Regions from separate parts of the Mus musculus genome. Here regions 1 and 3 are each linked to region 2. The links are chromatin loops, found by intact Hi-C in ENCODE. Cell type or tissue: heart. All regions are shown on one strand.

What was found. A loop is a pair of places that touch in the nucleus more often than their neighbours do. Peaks named below come from ENCODE experiments on the same cell type or tissue, not always from the same donor. Only the 100,000 strongest peaks of a DNase experiment are listed, where the experiment ranks them.
Region 1: a loop joins it to region 2, with 2.1 times the contacts of the local background. A loop is called at or near these places in 2 of 42 quality-filtered maps.
Region 3: a loop joins it to region 2, with 3.0 times the contacts of the local background. A loop is called at or near these places in 4 of 42 quality-filtered maps.

What each region holds. Positions count from the first base shown.
Region 1 is chr11:83,220,684-83,228,683 of GRCm38, reverse strand. It overlaps AI662270 (expressed sequence AI662270), which reads right to left and starts at 5,108. Exons shown (of 4, transcript NR_015519.1): 1 at 5,033-5,108; 2 at 4,374-4,474; 3 at 4,053-4,232; 4 at 2,100-3,150. In heart, no CTCF peak of the experiment used is centred here; no DNase peak of the experiment used is centred here.
Region 2 is chr11:82,966,529-82,974,528 of GRCm38, reverse strand. It overlaps the pseudogene Gm11424 and a transcript of Slfn9 not described here. Among named protein-coding and RNA genes, the nearest start is that of Slfn5os, 9.8 kb to the right of the region's middle. In heart, a CTCF peak has its summit at 3,406; DNase peaks (open chromatin) are centred at 448, 3,068 and 3,408; H3K4me3 peaks cover 803 bases; H3K27ac peaks cover 1,307 bases.
Region 3 is chr11:83,037,979-83,045,978 of GRCm38, reverse strand. It overlaps Slfn10-ps. Among named protein-coding and RNA genes, the nearest start is that of Slfn8, 21 kb to the right of the region's middle. In heart, no CTCF peak of the experiment used is centred here; no DNase peak of the experiment used is centred here; H3K4me3 peaks cover 954 bases.

The DNA of each region.
Region 1 (8,000 bases), 250 kb before region 2:
ATGGATCCATTTTCTATGATGAACGGCCAATAAACTGATTAGAACATTGTACTGTCTCTTTCATCAAAGTCTGCCATAGGGAGTCATGGAGAAGGCATTCAACCAACTACAGAGCCACAGCTTAATCTCCCACAGAAGTCCTCTCTGTGCTCCCAGCCACAAATGCCACCAATCTGTCATCCGCCAAGATAAGGACAATCACTGCTGGGACAAGCCTGGATTCCTGCTCCCACTCCTCCTGGGCTAGATGCTGTCCCCAGCCAGTGAACCATGACTCCATTCTTGGCTCTTCTGAGACTCCCAGTGGTGCCTGGATATCCAAGAGTCTGATAACTCCATGGTCCCATCCTTGTCCCAGGCTTGGGATGCCAGAAATCTACTCCAGCTTTCCCACATCTCAGGCTGTGCTTTCCCACCGCTGGAGTGGTGTCTAGGAGCTTTCTTACAGCCCATCACTCTCCCCAGCGGTCTCCTGGGATAAGCTCAGCCAAACTCCCTCTGTTCAGACTCCCCAAGAAGCTGTGCCTAATGGTGGGGTGGACACACAAAGACTCACATACGTGTTCATAGATGACTTCCCTTTAAGACTCCGTATCAGTCTTCTCTCTCTCTCTCGTGTGTGTTTACCACATCTTGTTTCTATCTTCTGTCTGTGTAGTCTTAATCTGGTTTCATATTTTGACTTTATTAAAAATGCTGCAACCCTAAATGAATACAGCTGACTCATTGGTATCATGTCTCACTTGCTGAGGTGGCACCATACTTTTGAAGATATCCACTCTCATTCACACTCTACTCACAAAACTCAGACATCCCTTTACTCCAAGTCCGTGACAACACTGACAGAACCCAGTTCATGCAGTTTACAACTGTTGTTTCAAGCTGCTGTTTCAAGGGCAGTGGCAACTTCCTTTAGCATTCACATGTCCCTCCCACCCTGTGCTCATGTACATACACACGAAGACACACATTCATACCCATAAGTTAAAATTAGTCTTTCAAAGAGTCTTGAGTTCGTAAGCTCAGCAAAGGTGGGTTCCACGTGTCTGGTGGTTATCTGAAAAACCTAGTTTCTCCGTTGGCACATTTAATCGCAGTCTTCAATGCGCATCTTTACAGTTTAAGATGACACTTGGTGTTTATGTGCACGTATGTTGACCGGGGTGCAGATATATGTGCAGGTGCTTGTAAACTGTGTGTCTGTTCCTCTGGAGACCAGAGGACAATGTCAGGTGTCATCCTTTGATGGGGCCTTTCCCTGGCCTGCAGCTCACCATTCAAGCTAAGTCAGTTGGCCAGTGAGCCCCAGGGCTCTGCTCTTTCCACCTACCCAGCACTCGGACTGCAATCATGGCACTTCATGTGGATCTGGGTAGTAAATTTAGGTCCTGCTGTGTACAGGGCAGTAACTTTGTCAACTAAGCTGTGCTTCCCAGCCCCTCAGATGACAGCTATGAAATAAAATTCTTTCCTTATACTAACTGGAGCCTTGTACCTCCATGGGAGATTCAGTTTGTAGGGTTTATTGGAATTGGCATTTAAAGTGTAAGACTTGTTTACTTTGAATTTCATAGTTCAGTCTGGTAAGAAGAGTCTTGGTTTATTAATTTATCATTCTAAATTAGCTTACAAAATAACAGGTCTTAGGAATTTTTATACATAATTAGTTGTAGTTGTTGCTACACACATATCCTTATTTCATGACTCCTTCCACATCTCCCTGCCTCTTATGCTCTTCATTGGGTGTCAAAGACTAGCTCTGATATCCAGGGTAAACTGAGGTGAGGCATAGAGTGGGTGAACGATCACTCACCAAATTTTTCTCTGAGAGAACCAAGCTTGATACTCTAGAACCATAAAATATGCCCTGGGGCCCATGAAAACTCTCTGAAGCCAGTCTAAAGACTCTGGAATCATCAAGAATCTCTCTGGAGCTGTTGAAAAGGATGAAGGAACACACACATACATACATACATACACACACACACACACATACATGGTAGATGAAGCAAAGTTCCAACTTCACACTTTCATACACATACATACATACATACATACATACATACATACATACATGTCTTTGGTAGGAGCAAGGCTCCAATGAGCAAGATCCAACAACTTTATTTTTCTCACACATATTGTATGTCCCAGCAAAATCTTTCCAGTAGTACAACCATCATAATGTGGCTATATTCTATTTTTCTTTAAGTGGATGATTACAATGACTATACATAAGAAAAAACATCTTTCCCAATACCCTCACATGATAAAATGTTTTATGTATTCTGGATAAGCAAAATAAAAACAAATTATTCTCAAGAACCCTTATACATTTGTAACTAACCAACTTGTGATATTGCCAAAGTGTAAGCAACCAAGATAATTCTCTCAAAATTATTGACACACGGCAATTATTTTATTATTCATCTTAAAATGTAATCTTATAAAAAAATCTTAAGAGTATCACAAACTTAAACCTTCATATAAAAATCATTTTTCCTATAAATCCTTAGGGTGCACATCTACTTATTAACAATTTTTTATTAAATCCTGTCAGGAATCTGAGGGTAAGATGGGTATAAGATCTTAGTCATCACCTTGATCACCAGCGCTGCTTCAGCCAAACAGGCATACCCACCTCAGCCAGTATTAGCTGGGTTGCCATTGTTCTTGTCCCTGACATCAAAAGGGTCTAGCTCAACTATCAAGAGTGTGCCTCTCTGAATTTCCAATTGTTCCCCACGGTTTTCTACTTCCAAGCCGCTAGCAAAAGCATCTTAGCCTAACTTTACTACAACCGACATTTCCACATTCTTTCTAAGAGTGCCGGACATTACCAGCAATCTACAGCTCTATGTCCTTTCTGAGGGTGGTGGTTGAATCAGTAATCTGCTCCAGCTGCAACACTTGAAAAAGAGCAATCACTATTCTTGATACCAATGATACTGTCCAGTGAGGGGCTGGCAGCCTTTTTGGAGTTTTCATGCAACTCACGGACCAAGAGGGATGTGGTGATCTTGAAGACGGTGAGCAGAGCAAAACTCCACAACAGCAAGAAGTCCTCAGGACAGTCGGGGTTCTGCCTCTTGATGTGGTTGTGCTAACCGGTGGGACAAATTCCATGAGTTCTAAGGCTATTTGGTTTTCCTCCTGCATGGAACCAAACATTTGGGTATATATTTTCATTCATCTATCACAGAGGTTCTATTATCCTCCCTGTTCAACCCGAGAATCACAAGAGTCAGTTCCACAAGTTTTGAGTCAAAATTGAAGCAAGCAAATGGATAAAGTGCCTAGTTATCATATCAAACCAGACATGAGCTGCTAGTTTCTCCATGCATCCCTCAGTCCCTGCCAGTTCCAGGGCGTTCCTGGAAGGCATGTTCTGCTCCTACCCTGAACTCTCCAGCTCAGTGTTGGGCCACCTTTCCCCAACTGCACTTCCAATTCAACCATTTTGGTTACCAGACCCATCTCTCTCTCCTTTGGGCTTCCTGGCTGTTGTATTTTATAAAAAGAAAGAGAAGAAGGCAGGGATATGTTTGGTGGAGGCATAGTAAGGTGTTGGGGAAAGGGTCCCTTTGCTGGCTCATGCTGAGGCATCCCTTCCCCCTGAGGTACCAGCCACGGGATGGTATAATATAGAATAGAATGTAGGGCATAGGGATGTGAGTTGAGGGAGTAGAGACAGAGAAAGGCAGAGATAGTAGTGGCTGGCCATGAGCACGTGGAGAGTAGGGAGGGGAATGAGGAGAGGGAGGAAGTGAGTAAGGGAGCAAGGGCAAGAGGAGAAGAGCAGAGAGCAAAAGTGAGGAGGGGGCAAGCAGTCCCTTTTATAGTGAGTCAGGTATACCTGGCTGTTGCCAGAAACTGTGGGCAGAGCCTAGACAAAATGCCAACCCGGGCTGCTGCACCTGGTACCTCTCTTTCCTCCCTCCCTCTCCTCCATCTCCTAAAAAAGCTAGGGACATGTTCATTCTGGACGCTCCAAGAAGATTCTGCCCCGTGGCTCTGCCTCCCTTTCAATCCACAAACTTTCTCTTCCACTATACCTGGGACCAGTCCTCTTCCTTTCTTTTTATTTCTTTTTCTCATACACATGGCGCCGAAAACCAGGACCAGTCATGTTTTCTTTCTTTCTTTCTCTTTTTCATTCAGCCAAGATGAAGGATTTTGCCCAGAACCACTCCGGGTCCCCAGAAAATGGCGGCAGAGGTAGTTTGCAGAGTCATCTAAAGGCGTATACCCATAAAGCCATTTGGCTTTCCCATCAGGTCCAATTAGAAGCAAACACATATCTTTACGTACTTCCTGCTTTTGTACCCAACCCTCCCCCTTAATTCAGGCAGGGGCATGCATGTTTCCTCACTTACCAACTGGGGGCAGGCTCCTAGAAGAAACTTCCATGCCGATGTTTCAATGTTTCGTTTTGGTAACACAAACTAACAGGCAGCCACGAAAACTCTTGACCAAACTCAATGCAGTAAAGAGTGCATTTTATACAGGGCTTTTAATATGAAGTTTCCTCCCCCCCCCCCCCATCTAATATATAGGCTAACTTATAATTGGATTTTTAAAACCTTCAGGTTGGATTTTAAAGTTAGCCTGGATGCGGAGGAAGGAAGGGCCAGCCAGGCGATACAGAGGGACTCATGTGAGCCTTGTGGCAGAAACTAAAACCACATGCTGGTCTCCTTGTCCTTTCTTGACAGCCTTCAGGGAGGGTGACAGGAGCGGTTGCAGGAAGGATGTGATAAATCTCACATACATTCAAAACATTTCTCAGGCCTCATGGTTATTTTCTGTGTTTCCTTCTCTTGCTCTCCATGATCTGAGGATATTGTTCCTTCCGCACTGGTCAGTTTCTTCTAAAGAGGCCCCCCGTGTGATTTCAGTTATATAGCAGGACTTTCTGACCCAGAAGCAGTACAAATGATGACACAGAGGCTATCGGGTATTTTAAAGCTTAAGCCTATAGCTGGGCAGATTTCCAACCAACTTTCTAGTTCATCCCGATTTGTCCTGGCATTACCTTCCATGTGTGGCCAGCTCTGCGTCTCTGCTCCTGTTCAGGTCCATCTTTCATCTCCGAGGCCCCAGGCGACTTTGGCGCCTTTGCTTTCTTTTTCCAGAGTCCCTCCCCAGGAAGTTCTGCCCTCCACTCTCTGCCCAGCTATTGGCTGTCAGCTCTTTATTACAGCCAATAAGCAAGTAAAGAAGGTCTAATATTTACAAAATATAGGACCTCTGATAGGCCACAGAAATAATACTAAGAGGCAGGCAGATTTCTGAGTTCGAGGCCAGCCTGGTCTACAAAGTGAGTGCCAGTGACAGCCAGGGCTACACAGAGAAACCCTGTCTCGAAAAAAACAAAAAAACATAACAAAACAAAAAAACAAAAACAAAAAAACCCCGACAACAACAAAAAAAGAAATAATACCAAGATCCGGCTCGCACTCAGCTGTCTGGCTAGTGCTTAGTTTGCTGATGGTTTATCCCTCAACATTGAGTATATAGAGAGCCACCTTCACATAATGCACCCCTAACTCAACTACAAGGATTTTGCTTTTACCTTTGGTGCCAGATCGTTAGTCCTGGTTTTACTCAGTGCTGGCCAGTGGATGAAATCAAGAGTCATGACCTTTTGTCTTCTCTCTCCTGAGAAGATTCCATACAGCAAGCCTGTAAGCTCCTCTCAGTAGTCTTGGTCCGTATTTAATATTTCATAAATGTTTGCTTTAAATTTGGCCTGAAGTGGTTGCGTTCATTTTTTTTTTTCCCAGCAAAACCCAGTATAAACATAAACCCTGCAGATGCACTCAGGCGATGCTGGGAGGCAGAAATCAGAGTGGCCAAGGACCTGGCACAGTCATCAGTGTTCCAATGTCTAGTTGCACAGCTAAAGTGAGAATTCCCCAGGATGCCTGGTACTCCAGGGATTATGCAAGGATGCCTCTGAAACAGACTCCTGTCCATTACATTCTCCTTGTCAGACTGATGGAACCTCTATGAGACACTAGTCATTTGTTACAGTTGTCTTTGATGTCATGTATATTTTGGTCTCTTAAGTCAATATCTGATCCATCTTTGTGTGTTAAGACTTGGAAGGCTATGAAACTAGATGACACAAGAGGGACTGATGGACCTCTGAAGGAAAGAAGTCCAATCGTTACATGTCATTGTCCTCTCTTATGTATCTATCCTATGTTTGTATGTTCTGACTCAGGGCTGTAAGGCACAGCTGCACCCAGGGCTCCAGGTGGTGCCTAGCTCCACCTTCAGCTGCTTCTTGGGAGCAGGAAAACTGCATTGATAAAAACTTCACATCTCAGAACACTGAGTATGCATAAGGGGATGGGGTTGGATGAAGGATTCACAAGTAAATCCCCGGGCTCAATGGAGAGCTTTGTAAAACCTGGGGTCCCACATGGAAGCCAGGCACTGCCAAACTGCCTTGTCCCTCTTCTGCATCAGGCCAGAACCAGCTCCTGTCCAAGCTATGGATGAGTCTGATTTCTACCCTGTATGTTTAGATGTGGATCTTATGTGTATGAATGTACATGACCATTGCATGCTAGTTTCTGCCTGGTCACGAATTCAAGAATAAATGTTATTTCTTATTCCTTCTGCCAGTTACTTGTGCTCAGAATTCACCTCTGGTTTTCCTGAACACTGGATTTAATATAATAGAAATTCAAATGTTGTTTAAATATGGGTAATATTCAAATTGTTCTATAATGTTCTTCGTTATTGCTGGCTCTGAAAGTGGGTTATAGCTCACCTTTTTCAGACCCAGGCATGATTTTAAACTCCAGGGTCAAATACTAAAAGGATTGACTTATAAATTATCAGATATGGTTAAAAAAATCTATAATATCTATAACAAAGAATTAAGTTAAAGCTAGTAGTAGGTTGAGCCATTAAAAGCTTATACTTCAATATATTTAAAACATGCTGCATGATTCTACTCTGGGACATAAGCAACATGTGGCTGTCACAGACTTGACTGTGAGATAAGGCAGTGTCCTGTATGATTTAGTTTGTTGGGAGGTGCCTGTGGCTCAAGGGTGTCAGCAGATTCCAGGTTCTGCATTTTTATTGTTGTTTTTCATTTTAAGTACAGAGCATCGTGGTCACAAAAGTTCACTTTACAATTTCATCATCACTAGGAATCTAACCACAATTATGATCCCAATGTTTGTTTTAGGAAAACAGTTGGTTCTAAGATGATGTAATATGTTATATACCCATTAGATGGGGATATTACTTTTTCTTTTCAAAAATAGATGTTGGATTGGGGAGATGAATCCAAAATTAAATCAAAATTACAAATATATTTTTTAAAGATTTACTTATTTTACTAATACGAGTACACTGTAGCTGTCTTCAGACACACTAGAAGAGGGCATTGGATCCCATTACAGATGGTTGTGAGCCACCATGTCATTGCTGGGACTTGACCACAGGAAGAGCAGTCAGTGATATTAACCGCTGAACCATCTCTCCAGGTCCACAAATATATTAAGAATGTCAAAACTGTGTTTACTTACTTACTTGGATGTTATGTTATGGATGAGTGTTTGCCTGAATGTATGTAAATGACCCACATGCATGCCTCAGGCTCGCTGTGGACCAAAGAGTGTAATGGATCCCAGAAACTTGAATTACAGATGGTTGTGAGTTGCCATGTGAGTGCTGGGAATACAAGCCTGGTTCTCTGGGAGAGCAGCCAGTGCTCTTTACTGCTGAACACTTGCTTCTGCTCCTAAAATGTAGCATTATAAAAAATTAGCAGTGCTTAAATGTATCTGTATGCAGTTGTGGGGCTGGGTGTTCACAGCTACACCACCATGTGGCAGTCAGAAGACAACTGGCTTGAGTCAATTTCTCTCTCTCCTGCACAGAGATCCCTGGGGCTGGGCTCCTCAGGCAAGGTGGCAGCTGCCTCCATCCACTGAGCCATCACTTCACTGGCTCCCACTCATAAGTCTTTCCCCAAG
Region 2 (8,000 bases):
CCAATTAGCTTAAAGACCAACATTCCTTTACCCTCTAATGTAATGCCAAGGCTTGGAAACCCCTGCTTGTGGTTTTTGTTGTTGTTATTGTTGTTGTTTTTCCTTTATAAACCCACTTCCCCTAGACCTCGGGTGCTCTCCTATCCTGTTGCATCAGGAAGATTTGTGGCCTGCCCTCAAGCTTGAATAAAGACTCTCATGTGCTTGCTTGCATCGGAGTTGTGGTTCCTGGTGTTTGTTGTCTTTGGAGTTTTCACAGTCTGGGCACAGCAATACTGATCTGCCTACCAGGGGTTTTCAGTGGGGATCTAAAGGGCTCTGGCCAAGCCAAAGAGCAGCAATTCTCTGAGGGGAGCTAGTGGCCCCTTCCACAGCAGCTGCTGCTCCTGAGTCAGAGGCAGGAAGTGGGAAGCAGGGGACAGCTAGGAGCCAAGGTCACTGCCCTGGAGTCAGTGGCAGGCGGTGGGACAGTAGGAGACAAGGTCGGGGGCCACTGAGCAGGAAGTGACAGCAGTAGACTAGAGCAGCTTCCAACAAGGGAAGCTTGGGGAGAGAATTCTCTTCCCTTAGGGTGTTACAGCTCGATACAACAGGCACGCTCAGACAGGCTTCAGTGAAGTAACTCCTGCACTTCATTCCTGTGGATAGGATCTTATAAACATTTTGAAGTGGGTTGGGGTCTAAAGGCAGATGCTTTCTATTGGCTTGCTCTGAGATGTTAGGGATGCCTCATCTGCATGTGCAGGGGCTTCAAGTGTTGCCCCTACATGACTGATTGTCACAGTCCTCTCTATGGGGTGTCATGGTCATGTGTTCCAGGACAGGAACCTGGTCGGGAGTAGATTTAAATGCCTACCATTCTCAATTATGAGACTTGCCGGGGTTCCTAAATTATTCACCAGGTTTTCTGTCTGGTGGCATAGTCCACCACCTCACATCCTCAGGCCTTTCTATACCTCAGAACTTACATAAACTTAAAACCTTTTCTTAAAATATTTTAATTTTTTGCTTTATTCTTAAGATGACAAGTAAGTTTCAAGTTTATTTCCTTTTTTGTTTTCTATTTATAGACAAAGCTAAGCCACAAACAGGTACAACCAAGACATTTTTATCTCACAGGTACACCTTCCTGTCGGATCCTCCTCCAAGTCTGACCACTGATAGGCTAGCAAAGGGTTCAGGGAAGACTTTCTTAGGTCGCACCATCACGAGCCTGGGAGATGGGGGTTTTGGGGCAAGGGTAGGTTCTTATACCTGGCTCCTGAACCCCAGTCCCCTGGATTGAAGGTGAGTGGTGAGTCCTCCCCAGGGAGGGAGAAGGAAGCCACCTACTCTTGCTCTCACAGGTCAAAACTGAAGCATCATCCTGGTTCTCTGCCGGCTGCCGGGTACCCTAGTGCCAAACACATCTGGTGCCTGATGCTCGCAGGGGTCCTAGACTGACAGCTGGCAGCATCTTCATGGGATACCAGGAGTTCTGCCTTGACAGCAGGTAGAGAACTTCCCACGCAGCAGAATTAGGGTTGGGGGGGGGGTGCGGGCTTAGTAATTTCTGGTCCCACTATAAAACCTCACTTTTCATTAGAATAGGGTACCATTTCAAATCTTCTCTACACAAACCAACCAGCTAAGCAACCCCCGCAAAAAAAAAAAAAAACAGAAGAAAAGAAAACCACATTAATTTTACTCCCTTCAAAACCTATTTACATGTAAAGTTGTTTTCTGTGGGGTTTTTTTTCCAATTTTTTTAAATTTTTTAATGTTTTGTTTTTATTATTTTTTAAAATAAATTCAGTGTTCACATTTCTATAAAGAATTAATGCAGTTTTGGGAGACCTGCCCTTCTTGGGCAGGAGAACAGTGCTTTTCCTGGCCTACCTCTAGCCTGACTGTCCACTCTGACATTTCAAGGTGCCTGGACAAGCTTAAGCCTGGGGAAGAAGTCTATTCCTGGCCGGGCTGCCAATCCCCCGGCTCAGTAAGCTTTGGAGAAAGCAGAGGAGAAGACTAGCTTACTGTGAAACTTTTGCTAAAAATATTCATACACGTGAGTACGTACACCTATCAGGACGCTGAAGAGAACAAGAGCTTGGAGACAACGGTTCCAGGTTGGGGGGGGCACCCTAACACCGGCCTGTCCTTGGTCGTGGGGTGTGGGGGAGTCCTGGCTTTCATCTTAGGCAGAGCCCAACTTCCTAGTTCATGTTCAACTCCATTCTCTAAAAAAAAAGCATCTTTAATATACTTTTCAAAAACATTTGAAGTAATTAGCCAAGAGAGAGAGAGAGAGAGAGAGAGAGAGAGAGAGAGAGAGAGAGAGAGAGAGAAAGAGTGTAAAACTCATTTCCCTTTGAGGGCACTTTGTCCTTTGAAGGAGGCAGGGTGGCAGGGAGGCTGGGAGTCCACATGGTTAGTGCTTCAGCCAAGGGTAGGCTTCAATGGAGGCCTTGCTTCGGTCCCCATCGTCGTACAGGAGCTCCTCCGCAGCTTCGATGTCTCAGGAGGCACTGAAGATGAGGTGAGGCACTGATGGCACTGAGGAGGTGAGGCACTGATGAGGTGAGAGGCACACCTCATGCAGTTTGGTCTGGCAGTTCCCACACAGTGACTGATGAGTCTCCCCAAGCAGTTTGTTGAGTAGCATTCACACAGTAGGTTTTGCTCAGATATTGAAAATAATACAGGTAGCAGCCGGTGGAGGGGTCCTGTGTGTACAGAGCCTCCCGCTCCTTGGCATCGGTGATTTCAATGAGGTCCCCATGGTATCTACCACGAAGTCTCCCCGGGAGAACTGCTTGGTAGCGATCGCACCCCCCCCCCCCCGCCTTTGCCATCAATTAGAACAATCTTCGTGCCTTCTTCCTTCCCATTCTCAATCAGCTCATCTATTTTCTTCCGTTCTTCAGACTGCAGCTCAGCTTTGCTCTTCCTCGAGCTCCTTTGCACAGGGTAGAAATCTGTGCATTTTCTATTCTGCTGTGTTTTCCCTTGAGACGTTTTCTGAGGGGCCTGCTTGCCATGAGGGAGGGGCTTTTTCAGGGCCTGCTTAGCAACTGCTACATTTGGCAGACTCACAAGATGAGGGTGGGGTTTTTGGAGGCTCTGCTGCTTCGGATTTTTGGTTTGGAAAAGGTGCCAGGGGACCTCGCCTGGTATCTTTGCTCTTCTGTTCATCTGACTTCACAGCGCTTCGGATAACATTCCCAGCGTTTCTTTTCTCTTCTCGTTTCCTGTAGATTCCGGGCATTTGACCTCGTGATGTGCAACTGAGTTCTCTTCCTGAAGTGGAGAGCACATTACAGAGCATTTGTAAGCATAGATCTTTGACTGCCCAGCAAAGACGTTCTCCTGCAGCCCGGCTAGGCCCATGGCGCCGCCGCTACTGCTACTGCTGCGACCATCAGCGCCGCCCAGCGGACTCGGCGCCCGCGCACGCCGAGGGGGAGAGGGGGGGCTTTTTTTTATCTGATCCAATACCATGAAACACAGGTGGTTGATTACTGAGAGCAGTCACTGCAAAGCAAGTTCCGTCCAATAAAGAATAATATAGTTACATCTGAAGCTTATAGGGAACCAGCCTCGACTGAGGGCAGGGCCTGAAGAAGGGTGGATGCAAGAGTGGCGAAGGGAAGGATCAGACACGGACATCATGAGAGACGGAGACAGGGAGGGAGCACATCTCCGTATGACTTCTCCTACTCTGACAACCTGTGTCTCTTCCAGGCATTATTTATACGTAAAATCATTTCCTCAGAAATTGTATTTATTGATTACACAGCTTTTCAAAATGCATTTTGTTCTAAAGTCTTCCTTGATTACATAAGAATATTGAAAGAACAAAGCAAGCTAACAGCAGTTTTATGAGAACTAAAAATTAAATTATGATAAAAATCAATTTTCTTTAAACTCGACACCTTCTTCCTTAAGATTGGTGTCATAAAGTCTTGTGGTTACAGAAGTACTAGACAGGATGACTCTAAATTTTATTCTGTTTCAGTTTGGCATAAGATTAATTGATCAAAAGTGATTTCCTACTACATATTATATCAAAAGATAATATGGCTTTCTACAAAAGTGAAATCTCTGACCTTTATTTTATTCTTCCCTTCTTTCCTCTATATTTCTTTTATGTTTGGCATAAGACCATCATCATTTTTCTTTACTTCTTAAAGTATTGTTTATCCCCTTTGCTTAAGCAAGGGCAGTCTATCAGAAAAGTTCTGGTCTGACATGTCTTTTCAGGAAGGCAGGGAGTTCCCTGAGCTGGGATGCCTTCCTCCGTGTCTCTGTCATGAACCCTTGTTACAATACAATTCCTAGCTTTGTTACAATTCTGTAAAGAACAGGCGAACATCGGGATTTCTAAAACTGCTTATTTTTGCCTTCAGAAAGGTACCAAGGTCTGTCATCTACTGTATGACCAAAATCTCTTTCTATTCATACAAGTTCCTTGTTTCTAAAGCTAAACAAACAAACAAACAAAAAACTAGCAATTCAATTACAGTTTGTCAGCTTCTAGAATTTCCCTAAGTTTTTCTTCTTTAATAATTCTCAAATGCTCTCATGCTTACTAACAAATAATCTTTAATGATCCAAATGTTTATGCAAGTAGGAAACACTCAATTTTTTACATAACTGGGGTTTTTTTTTCCCGGTGAACTTCCCTTAATTTTATTTTTGTTTACAACAGCTTTTTGCTATCCCAGCTCTAGCTTTTGGAGAGAGGCCTTTAGCAGTGAGAAACGTAAGTATAGCAAAAGATGTGTAGTGAAAGTCCACCAAGGGCAGTGGAGAGTCAGACCAGGTTGCCCAAGCACTGAAACTTTGTCAAGCGCACATTCAGGACCCAGGGCATTGCCAGGAACTTGTTTGTCCTTTCATATGAAGCCTGTCAGCAAGGCAAACCAGTCTGTGAATTTGTGTTTTTTTTTTTTTTTTTCATCAGGACACCTAATAGCTCTGGAAAGACAAAGCCTAGTTTTCATATATGATATCCACTGACCAGGCAACTGCAACCTTGAGGGAGAAGCTGGCTGCCTGTGGCTGACAAACTGACAAAGCTACAGTTAGCTGTCAACACCACCAGGAATCACAGAAGGATAAATTATAGCAGGAAGTATAAACCAAATGGCCTCTGTATTGATTAAAATGACAGAGACTTAGCAGCTACCTGGACAAATACTCTAGTAGGCTGCCAGGATCTCAATGGCTTTGTTGTGGGACAGAGGCCATAGGTCTTCAGCTGTCATACAAGACAGCATTGCATCTTCAGCTGCTGCACAAGACAGCATAGGCCTTCAGCTACCAGACCCAGGAGGTCTTCAAGATCTTCATGTGGAGGAGGAACATGAAAAAATTGGCCTATGTTAACTTAGGCACAGTAGAGCAGTCAACCCAACAGTGTCTACAGTTTTTTCAGGGCCCTGGCATGAGGTAAGGGGTGGAGCAGTTTGCCCAGTGGTTACTGTCACCATGCTCCATCTATCAAGAACCTCATGTAGGTAGTACAAATGTTTTGCTTTTTGCCCTGGACAGGAGAGTATTTGTTCCCATAGAACACCTCCTTGTCCCAGATTGGGATCCTAACAGAAGTGATGTCACAGAAATTTGCTATGACCTACCAGGGGAAGACTCTGAGGAGGTTTGCAGCTTTTCTCAGCACAGCAGTTCACACCAAGAGTTTACAAAACCAAAAGTTTCAGACCCTTGAAAAGTCTCGGGGCGTGCTTCCTGAGTCAGCGCTTCAAACGCTGAGCTATGGCTTTAGAATTTGGATAGGTAGGCTGTTCTTACTGGGGCCTTGAGAAAATGTTAGTCCCATCAGACAAGAATAAGAACACTACCACAATTTTTGAGCCAAAGTTGAAGTAAGCTTTATTAAATGTTCATGGACCTGGCCAGGTCCTTACCTGGGATTTTGAGAGTATGGCCCTGAATTACATTAGACAGGGACTTATAAAGACAAACCCCATAAGGATATACATATTTCCCACCTTCATCCAGTCAGGAGCAAACATACATCCTGACTTACTTCCTGCCCACATGTGACCAAGCATACATCCTGTACAATTGGTGCTGCCATGCTTTTTCAGAGAAATGAATTCACGGGGCTTATCTTACAAGAAGAGCCCCCAACATTGCAGTAAATTATCTGTCCTCGGACAAGTGGGGTTACAGGTTAGAGGTGATTTTTGTCTTCTATACTTCTTAATAATTAAAACATAATTAAAGCATAACTATAGTGATCACAAATGCCCACCCATGAAGTGGAAACTTAAGGGTCTTCTGGAAAGTCAGTTGTGTTGGATGGCGTTTTGCTGGGGCAAACATGTGAAGAGAGTGTTTTCCTGAAGTGGACACAAGCGAAAGCTGTTTTACTAAGGCAGACAAGTGAAGGAACTTTTCGCTGAAGCAGGCACAAGTGAAAAGATGTTCTGCTAAGACAAGCATGTGAAAAGACATGTGATGAAGGATTCATCATTAATGACACACATGTATTGGTCCAATGTACATTGCGTAGTTGAGCTCCATTTGTTGCAACCCCATAGAGAGAAATGCACCAAAAAACTTATGGTGGCCTCCCGAGGCTTCTTGCTACTTCCGCAGACTCGGGTCAATTGGCTGAGTGATGTCCACTGAAACAGACTCACATGGAGTTTTGTTAAGTCAGACTCATGTGCTGAAGCAAGACTCGTAGAGGACATGTGATGTTTAGAGGGTATAAAAAGGGCTCAATGGACTGTGACAGAGGCTAAGCTTGGCTTGCTTATAGAGCTAGCTGTGCAATGCTTGTTGGTCTTATATCTTTGCTGATCTTCACTTTTCCGAAGAGACACAGCTGAGAACTTTTCCTGGCGTTCCTGTTGACCCCGGTTCTTCCTGCTGACTGGTGATGGTTGGGCTGAGGCCTAGCTGTCCCTGCTAGGTTGTGCCACCACTGCTGCTATCCCAACTGTACCAAACTAGACTGCTGGTGTTGGAGTCTGCCAAAAGACCCTCACTCACAAAGACCACAGAGACCAAGATCACTGCAAACTGCAAGAGACTTTTTTATTGATCCAACGCATTGCCACCCCACCTCCCAGCACGCAGGCAAGAGGAGAGACCCTGAAAAAACAAAGAACACACTTTTTATACCTTGTAAGGGGCAGATTTAGGCAACAGGGCTAGCTGGCTTATTCTCATTGATATAGCAAGTAACCCTTTCAGGCATTGGTTGGTTTGCATAGGGTGACTACCTTTGCCCTAGTCCCTCACTCCACCTGCCCTTATGAGTTTTTTTTTTCAACATTGTTTAGTCAGCCAGCTTCCTTCTCTGGCTCTGCACTTGGCCTGCTGGTATAGTTTGGAAAGTCCCTTCAGAGGGGGAAGGGGCTGGGTGGTCTTGAATTTATTTTGGATTCTACACTGGTTTATCCATGAGGTGTTTGGGACTGGTCTGAGCTGCTGTTGTTGACCTGTGAACTAAACTACCGATTTCCTGACAACACAGATGGGATATGCTTCAAAGAACAACTTCTAGACTGGTCCACTTCCCCGTATCCTTTCTTTTCCATTACCTCTGGTGGGTAGTAGGCTACTAGGGAGGTTTAAAAAACATTATTAAAAATCGTGTTTAAAAACATTAAAGTTACACACCTGCCTGCTGCCATGCTCTCTACCATGATATGATGGTCATAGATTCTAACACTCTGGAACTGTGAGACTCTAAATTAATTGTGTGTGTGTGTGTGTGTGTGTGTGTGTGTGTGTGTGTGTGTACATACACATACAGTCTTGGTCATGATGTTTTGTCACAGCAATGGAAAGTAACTAAGACAGGCTCACCCCTATATGAGTGGATTCAGGACCCCTGAATAAAAAAACCCCAAGCTTCTTTTGTTTGAGAAGAGCCTTACTTTGGAAATGACTCCTGTGTTATTTGTCTGCTGCAGGCAATAAATCCTTCTCTACTGTGCTTATTCTGGCTTTGTGTTTACCAAGATTCAAGCACACAGCAC
Region 3 (8,000 bases), 71 kb before region 2:
GGAGCATCGCCTGCTTTTAACATTTTGCAGGGACCTAAAACAGCAAAAGCTCTGAGTAAAAACATAAAAATATTCTTCACTGCTTTTCCTGAAAGGGGAACGGCAAAAATGAACACTGAGTGAGTCAGCGTCTACAATGACACAAACATATTTCAGCCTCCCTAAGCTAGGGACATGAGTAACATTCATGTGCCAAATGTGATCTGACAATTTTTGGGAAGTTCCAGGGCAAGGGGTGGCCCTATTTCTAGGATGGCTTCCTTTTTTGTCATGAGACAAAGCCTGCTGTCCTGAGTTGGGGTGTTTTCTAATATATTGCCATATGTTGGGCTATTTGAGCCTTTTGTGGGTATACTCAGTATCCCATGGCTGCCAGAAAGTTTAAAGCATAAATGGAGTATCTCCGGAGTCTAACTCTTCAGGTCTACAAATAAAGAGATTATGTACTGAAATAAAGGGCTATTCTTTTGAACCAAGGACTCTCAATATATTTGGACTGCTGTTGTTGGGGGGTCAAGACCCAAAGACCACTCAGCATGATCAAAGTTTAAATTAGGCTTGGAGAGATACACTTCTCACAGAACAGCCTCAAATGCACATTTCAGGGAATTTTTTATTAGTTTATTTATTATGTATATAGTATTCTTCCTACCTGTCTACCTGCATTCCAGAATTGGGCCTCAGGCCCTAGTATAGATGGTTATGAGGCACAATGTGGTTGCTGGGAACTGAACTCAGGACCTCTGGAAGAGCAGCTATATTGGCTGGTTTTGTGTAGCAACTTGACACAAGCTGGAATTATCACAAAGAAAGAAGCCTCCCTTGAGGAAATGCCTCCATGAGATCCAGCTATAAGGCATTTTCTCAATTAGTGATCAAGGGTGGGAGAACCCCTTGTGGGTGGTGCCATCCCTGGGCTGGTAGTGCTGAGTTCTATAAGAAATCAGGCTGAGCAAGTCAGGGGAAGGGAGCCAGTAAGTAACATCCCTCCATCCAAGCCTCTGCATCAGCTCCTGCTTCTTGACCTGCTTGAGTTCCAGTCCTGACTTCCTTTGGTGATGAACAGCAGTATGGAAGTGTAAGCTGAATAAACCCTTTCCTCCCCAACTTGATTCTTGGTCATGATGTTTTGTGCAGGAATAGAAACCCTGACTAAGACAGCAGTCTATGCTCTTAAACTCTGAGCTATCTCTCCAGCCCTACAGGGAGATTTTTCCTTATTGGATATTTTCTTTATTTACATTTCAAATGTTATGCCTTTTTCTGGTTTCCCCTCAGAAAAAATACCCTCCTCCATCCCCTCCCCCTGCTCACCAACCCACCCACTCCTGCTTTCTGGCCCTGGCATTCCCCCACACTGGGGCATAGAGCCTTCATAAGATAAAGGGCCTCTCCTCCCACTGATGTCTGAGTAGGCCATCTCTGGTACATATGCAGCTGGAGCCATGAGTCCCACCATGTGTGCTCTTTGGTTGGTGGTTTAGTCCCTGGGAGCTCTGCGGGTACTGGCTAGTGAGAGGCTCTGCCACTGCCTCACAAATACAGAGGTGGATGCTCACAGCCATCCATTAGACTGAACATAGAATCCCCATTGAAGGAGCTAGAGAAAGGAGCCAAGGAGCTGAAGGGGTTTGCAGCCCCATAGGAGGAACTACTGGGAGATTTTAAAGACAACACAGAAAAACTACATCCTTGTTGCAGTTGCAGGGAAAAATAAAGCATAAAGCAAGCAAGCAGTCTAACAAGAGTCAAAAATATACAGTCAGCTTGGGCATTTCCACCTCGAGTTTCTAGAACATGGTGGGGGGCTTTCCCCCGACACAGGGCTTTCCATGGCAGGGGTAGAAAAGGTGTGGGTGGGGGCCGGGGTCAGTTTCAGTTTAAACCAAGATGGTTTCAGCTGAGTCAGAATAGAAGAACCTTTGTCCTGTTACACCATCACCAGTAGTCAGAGACTTGTTTGGGAGGCACTAGCTAAAGAGCAGCTCCCACAGAAATAATATATGATTCAAACATGAATCATGGCTTAGGATGGTGAAGCGCAAAAGAAGACATCCATGAAGTCAAGGACACTGAACCCCAGTTTCATTAGGTAAAAACCAAACTAGTGCCGGGCGTGGTGGAGCTCGCCTTTAATTCCAGCACTCGGGAGGCAGAGGCAGGTGGATTTCTTAATTGGAGGCCAGCCTGGTCTACAAAGTGAGTTCAGGAAAGCCAGTGCTATACAGAGAAACCCTGTCTCGAAGGAAAAAAAAAACCAAAAAACAAAAAACAAAAAAAATAAAAAAAAAAACAAAAAACAAAAGAAACCCAACAAAACAAAACAAAACAAAAACCTAGTAGAGGTACTTGGGACTGCTGAGTGTAGACGAATCTCTCCTTCATGACTTGCCCTTAGATCCTGAAGCAATCCATACTCCCTCCACAGCAGCTTATGATACTAGAAGTATCGAGATGTTCCATGGGGATGGTGGGGTGACACAAGATCATAACTGAGGAAAAAAATGATATAAAATGCTCAAGTCTCTGCCATGCCTTTGGTTTAAAAGGACACACACATGCCTGGTACACTCAGGGGGCAGAGGATGGCAGTGAATCCTATGGAACTGGAGTTGCAGGCAGTCATAAGCTGTCATGTGGGTACTGGGACTTGAACCTGGGCTCTCTAGAAGAGCAGCCCATGCCTCTAATCTCTGAGCTATCACATTCTAGTCCCATTATGAGTGTCTTTTGACTAAATAAACAGCAGTAAAATATTAATTATCTATCATGGAGTCTCTATACCGCAGGATTGTGGATCTCCTTGAGGGACTATTTCTACAGCAGACTTGGAGGTGTGGTTCTTTGCCACCTTTGCATAGAGCACTTTTATGGAAGGAAGGTTCCACTCCAGGAAACTAAAAGGTCTCCTTCTAACAAAATTGTAGGACATCAGAAAGACCTAAAAGATAAGAGAACCTAATTATCCAAGTTTCCCTGTTCATACTTCAGTGAACCTTCCCAGGTTCTAATCAACATCAGTTTTCACATTTTCAGGCAGGGACCTGAACTGGGTTCATTAGGCAGAGGATGACTTTGCACTTGAAAGGAAAGTAACATTTTACCCAAGACATTAGGCCTCAAGTTGCTTAAGCGACTGTGGTGGTTTGAATATGCTTGGCCCAGGGAGTGGTAGTATTTGGAGGTGAGGCCTTGTTGGAGGAAGTGTGACACTGTGGGTGTGAGATCTAAGACCCTCATCCTAGCTGCCTGGAAGCCAGTCTTCTCCTAGTGGCCTTCAGATGAAGATTTAGAACTCTCAGCTTCTCCTGCACCATGCCTGCCTGTATTCCCACATTGATGATAATGGACTGAACCTCTGAACCTGTAAGCCTGCCCCAATTAAATGTTATGAGAGTTGCCTTGGTCATGGTGTCTGTTCACAGCAGTGAAACCCTAACTAAGACCGTGACCTTCAAGCAGAAAAAGCAATGCTGGAACAACCACAATACTCATCCTCAAGCTTTATTCCAGAGTCACAGTAACAGAAATAGTGTGGTACTGGCACAAACCCACACATGTAGGCCAGGGGAATAAAACAGAGGTCCCAGAAATAACCCACATAGTTACCCCCTAAGCTTTGACATAGCCATAACAGACAAACAAACAAACAAACAAACCCATACATTGGTACATTCAGGAGAACAGCCTCAGCCAGGAGGCAGAGGCCATCCTGGTGTACAGAGCAAGTTACAGAACAGCTTGTCTTCAAAAACCAAAAAGAAAAAAAATGGAGGAGGAGAATAAGGAGGAGGAGGAAGAGGAGGAGGGGGGAGGGAGGGAGGAAGGAAGGAAGGAAGGAAGGAAGGAAGGAAGGAAGGAAGGAAGGAAGGAAGGAAGGAAGGAAGGAAGGAGAAGGAGAAAGGAAGATGAGGAGGAGGAGGAGGAAGAGGAGGAGGAGGAGAAGGAGAAGGAGAAGGAGAAGGAGAAGGAGAAGGAGAAGGAGAAGGAGAAGGAGAAGGAGAAGGAGAAGGAGAAGAAGAAAGAAACAACCTCTTTAATAAGTGGTACTAGGAAAGCTGGATTTCCACTCACAGGAAAATGATACAAGATCTGTATCTTTCACCCTGTTTAAAACCACCACCACCACCACCACCACAACAACAACAAACATTTCAAAAGTTATTCAAAGCTTTAATATTAAGACACAAAACTTTGGTGAAAATACAATGAGAAATGTACATATACATACATACATACATACATATATACATACAAAGAACATAGGCAAGGATTTCTGAAAAGGAGTCTAGTTACACAAGAATATTCTCAAAAACTGACAAATTAGACTTCATGGAAATAACCTTCAGTGCAGCAACGGAAGCATTGCTAGAATGAGGAGACACCCTGAATGATAGGGGAACCCTTTGCCAGTTATACCTCAGATACAGTATTAATACAATTATTATATTAATTATATTAATAATAGATGAGTTAAAGCCTTCCAAAATTAAACATCAAGAACAAATCAACAAATCCAGTTAATAAGTGAGCTAATAAAAAACTACATAGCTTTCTCAGATAGAGAAATATAAATTACTGATAAATACCTTTTAAAGTTATCAATATGCTTGACCATCAGGAAACAAAAATTAAAACTGCTTTGAGATTCCATCTCACCCCTGTCAAAATGGCTGCTGATAACCATGCAACTCCTAACTGAAGGAAATGAGATCTGAAGAAGTGGTATCTAATTCTATCTAGAAAGCTGCCTGCCTAAGCAGGAAACTGAGTTATGAGCTGAAAAGCCCAAAGAGGAAGTAGGATAGTTCTGTGGCTCACAGATAGATAGATGAATAGATGGATAGATAGATAGGTTGATTAATTGATAAATAGATAGATAGATAGATAGATAGATAGATAGATAGATAGATAGATAGATAGACACACATGTACTCATACACACATACATATATAATAGTAGGTACATAAATATGTGCATGCATACATATATAATAATAGATACATACATGTATACACATGTAGTTGTATAATAATAATAATAATAATAATAGATAGATAGATAGATAGATAGATAGATAGATAGATAGATAGATAGATTAAAATATAACAAACACAAAATAATTAACACTCAAATCCCTTTCTCTCTTGTTGACTTAGTATGAATCTTAATTAGGGTCTTAATGCTGTGAAGAGACACCATGACCAAGGCAACTTTTATAAAGAAAACATTTAATTGGGGCTGGCCTACAGTTTCAGAGGTTCAGTCCATTATTGTCAGGGTGGAAAGCATGGCAATGTACAGGCAGGCATCATGCTGGAAGAGCAGAGAATTCTACATCCATATCAAGGGCAGCAGGAGGAGACAGTGAGCCACTAGACCTGAATCAAACTTCTGAGACCTCAAAGCCCACCCCCTAGTAATGCACTTCCTCCAACAAGACCACACCTACTCCAACAAGGCCACAGCTCCAATAATGCCACTCCCTAGGAGCCTACAGGGGCCACTGTTAGTCAAGCAAACACAGTAAGTATATGCTTTTTGTTTCCATTTTGCTTAGCGGCAACTCTGGGCTCACACTACCTGGGTTTGACTTGTCACAGCTGAGTTGCATGCTACTTCATGAATGATGCAGAAGCATTTCAAGGGAACACTAGGATTTAAGGAAGAGCGAGGAGAAAGAAAGAAGTGGGGAGAAGGCGGAGACCAAAACACCAAGAACAATCCGAAAGCCCAATATAGCTAAGGTTCAGAATTATTAAAGTTTAGTTTATAAGCACATTCTGAGTCTCAAGCTTCCCGGTATTTAGTAGGCTTTCTATTTGGTCTCTTCCCGCGGCCGGGAGAGGGCGGGCAAGGAGGAAATCAATGCCACCTCCATGCGCCCTGGGACCTGGAGCGCGCTCGCTGGGACCTGGAGCACGCACTGGGACCTGGAGCGCAAAGGACTTGGACTTCCCGGCTCTGATTCTTCACGAGTTGTTTAGAGACCCTCGGATCCCCTCCACCTTCACCGAGGTCTAGCCCACTAAATCTAGGACCGGGTAGCCTGAGCAGCCCAGAAGCCAAGGTGACATCCGTGTGTCTCTCCTGCCTGAAAGCTGGGATATTTTATCAGACTCAGCGCCTCGTTCCTTTAAAAGTAGGTGCTGGTTCTATGAAGGCTCTACACTCCAATATAGGGGAATGCCAGGACCAGGAATGGGAGTGGGTGGGTTGGGGAGCGGGGGGGGGGGGGGGGGTTGATAGGGGATTTTCAAAGGGGAAACTAGGAAAGGGGATAACATTGGAAATGTAAATAAAGAAAACATCTTTTTTTAAAAAGTAGGTGCTGAGTACTGCAGGGGCCTGAGGGTGAAAGGGGGTGATCAGGGTGGGTGAGAGACTGACCAACCAGTTCAGCACAGGAGAAAGGGGATGCAGAGGAGCGAAAGAATGGGGGAGGGAGTCTGTCTCTGTCTCTGTCTCTCTATCTCTGTCTTTCTCACTCTGTCTCTCTCTCTGTCTCCCCCCCCCCCCCCCACACACACCTCTCTTTCTCATTGAGCAAGCTCTCAACAGGAAGTCTCTATACTGGCAGACCCAATTACTCATAGCCTGTGCAAGTTAGAAACTACAAGCTGGGACTTGAGAGATGACTCAGTGGTTAAAAGCACTGACTGCTCTTCCAGAGGTCCTGAGCTCAATTCCCAGCAATCACATGGTGACTCACAAACATCTGTAATAGGATCTGATGCCCTCTTCTGGTGTGTCTGAAGAAAGCAACAGTGTATTCTAAATATTATTATTATTCTAAATAAAACAAATTTTAAAAGAAAGAAAAGAAAAGAAAAGAAAGAAAAAGAAAGTACAAGCTGAAGATTTGAAATGACAATGTTGAAAGGGATTCTGCAGATGCCACTGAGCGACCCCTCTCTCTAAGATACTGTCTTTAACTGAGCAAGGAGCCAAGAGGCAGAAATAGAATAGCTACTATCTCACCCAGGGTTTATAATCCAGAAGCTATGGAAAAGAGCCTAAGACCGGGGGATTTCAGTTTCCCAACTAGCACACCTTCTAAAGCCTGTTTCCTTTCTGTCCTGGTTCTTCCCCAAGATGGCCAGTCCCAATTTGTTTTGCCCAGTGTACTGCCCCAGCCCTTCTAGTGTCTTGTGTGTTCCACTCTTACTTTTCTACACACAGTCATCAGAGGCCTAATCTTTCACCGACTGTTTATATTGTTGTGTAAGGGAGACAGGATCACATTTCTGCAGGTCTCAGGGAATGGTGCCATTACTATAGACCAGTTGTCCCACAAGGCCCTACAATCCTTCAACATTGGCAAACATCCTCTAGTTAGGCCTTATTCTGGGTCATATGACATTTTTAGGATTTTACTCCCCCCCCCCAAAAAAAAAAAAACCACCTCAATTATATACATCTGGAGAGATGGCTCAGCAGTTAAGAACACTTCTTGTTCTTGCAGAAGACCCAGGTTCAATTCCCAGCACCTACACGGCAGTGAGCAACTCTCATAACTTTGGACCCAGGGGATCTGATGCCCTTTTCTCACCAGGCACCAGGCAGGAGATATACAGACATACAGACATCTGTAACCTAAACCTCTACCAGGCCCACTGCTTGCCTTTCTCCTCCTCTTCACCTTCTCCCAGCTCCTGGACCACCATCATTTCCAAACTTTGTTGCTCAGGATTCTGTTGTTTCAGTCCCTCAGCCTCCTGCTCCATCCTTAAGTTCATTCAGTGCTGGCTCTCTCTCCTCCATGGTAAATATTGTGAATATTCCCATCTTAAAGAGAACTTTCAACTTCTCTTTCTCTATATACATTCTCTCTCTCTCTCTCTCTCTCTCTCTCTCTCTCTCTCTCTCTCTCTCTCTCTCTCTCTCTCCTCTTTAATGGCTTTTTCTGTACCTGGTTTTCATTTCTCAATCCATTACGACAATTCATAGAGTTTTGCTTACTGACATCTATGAGCCAAAGCGTCTGGGGGCTTTTCTT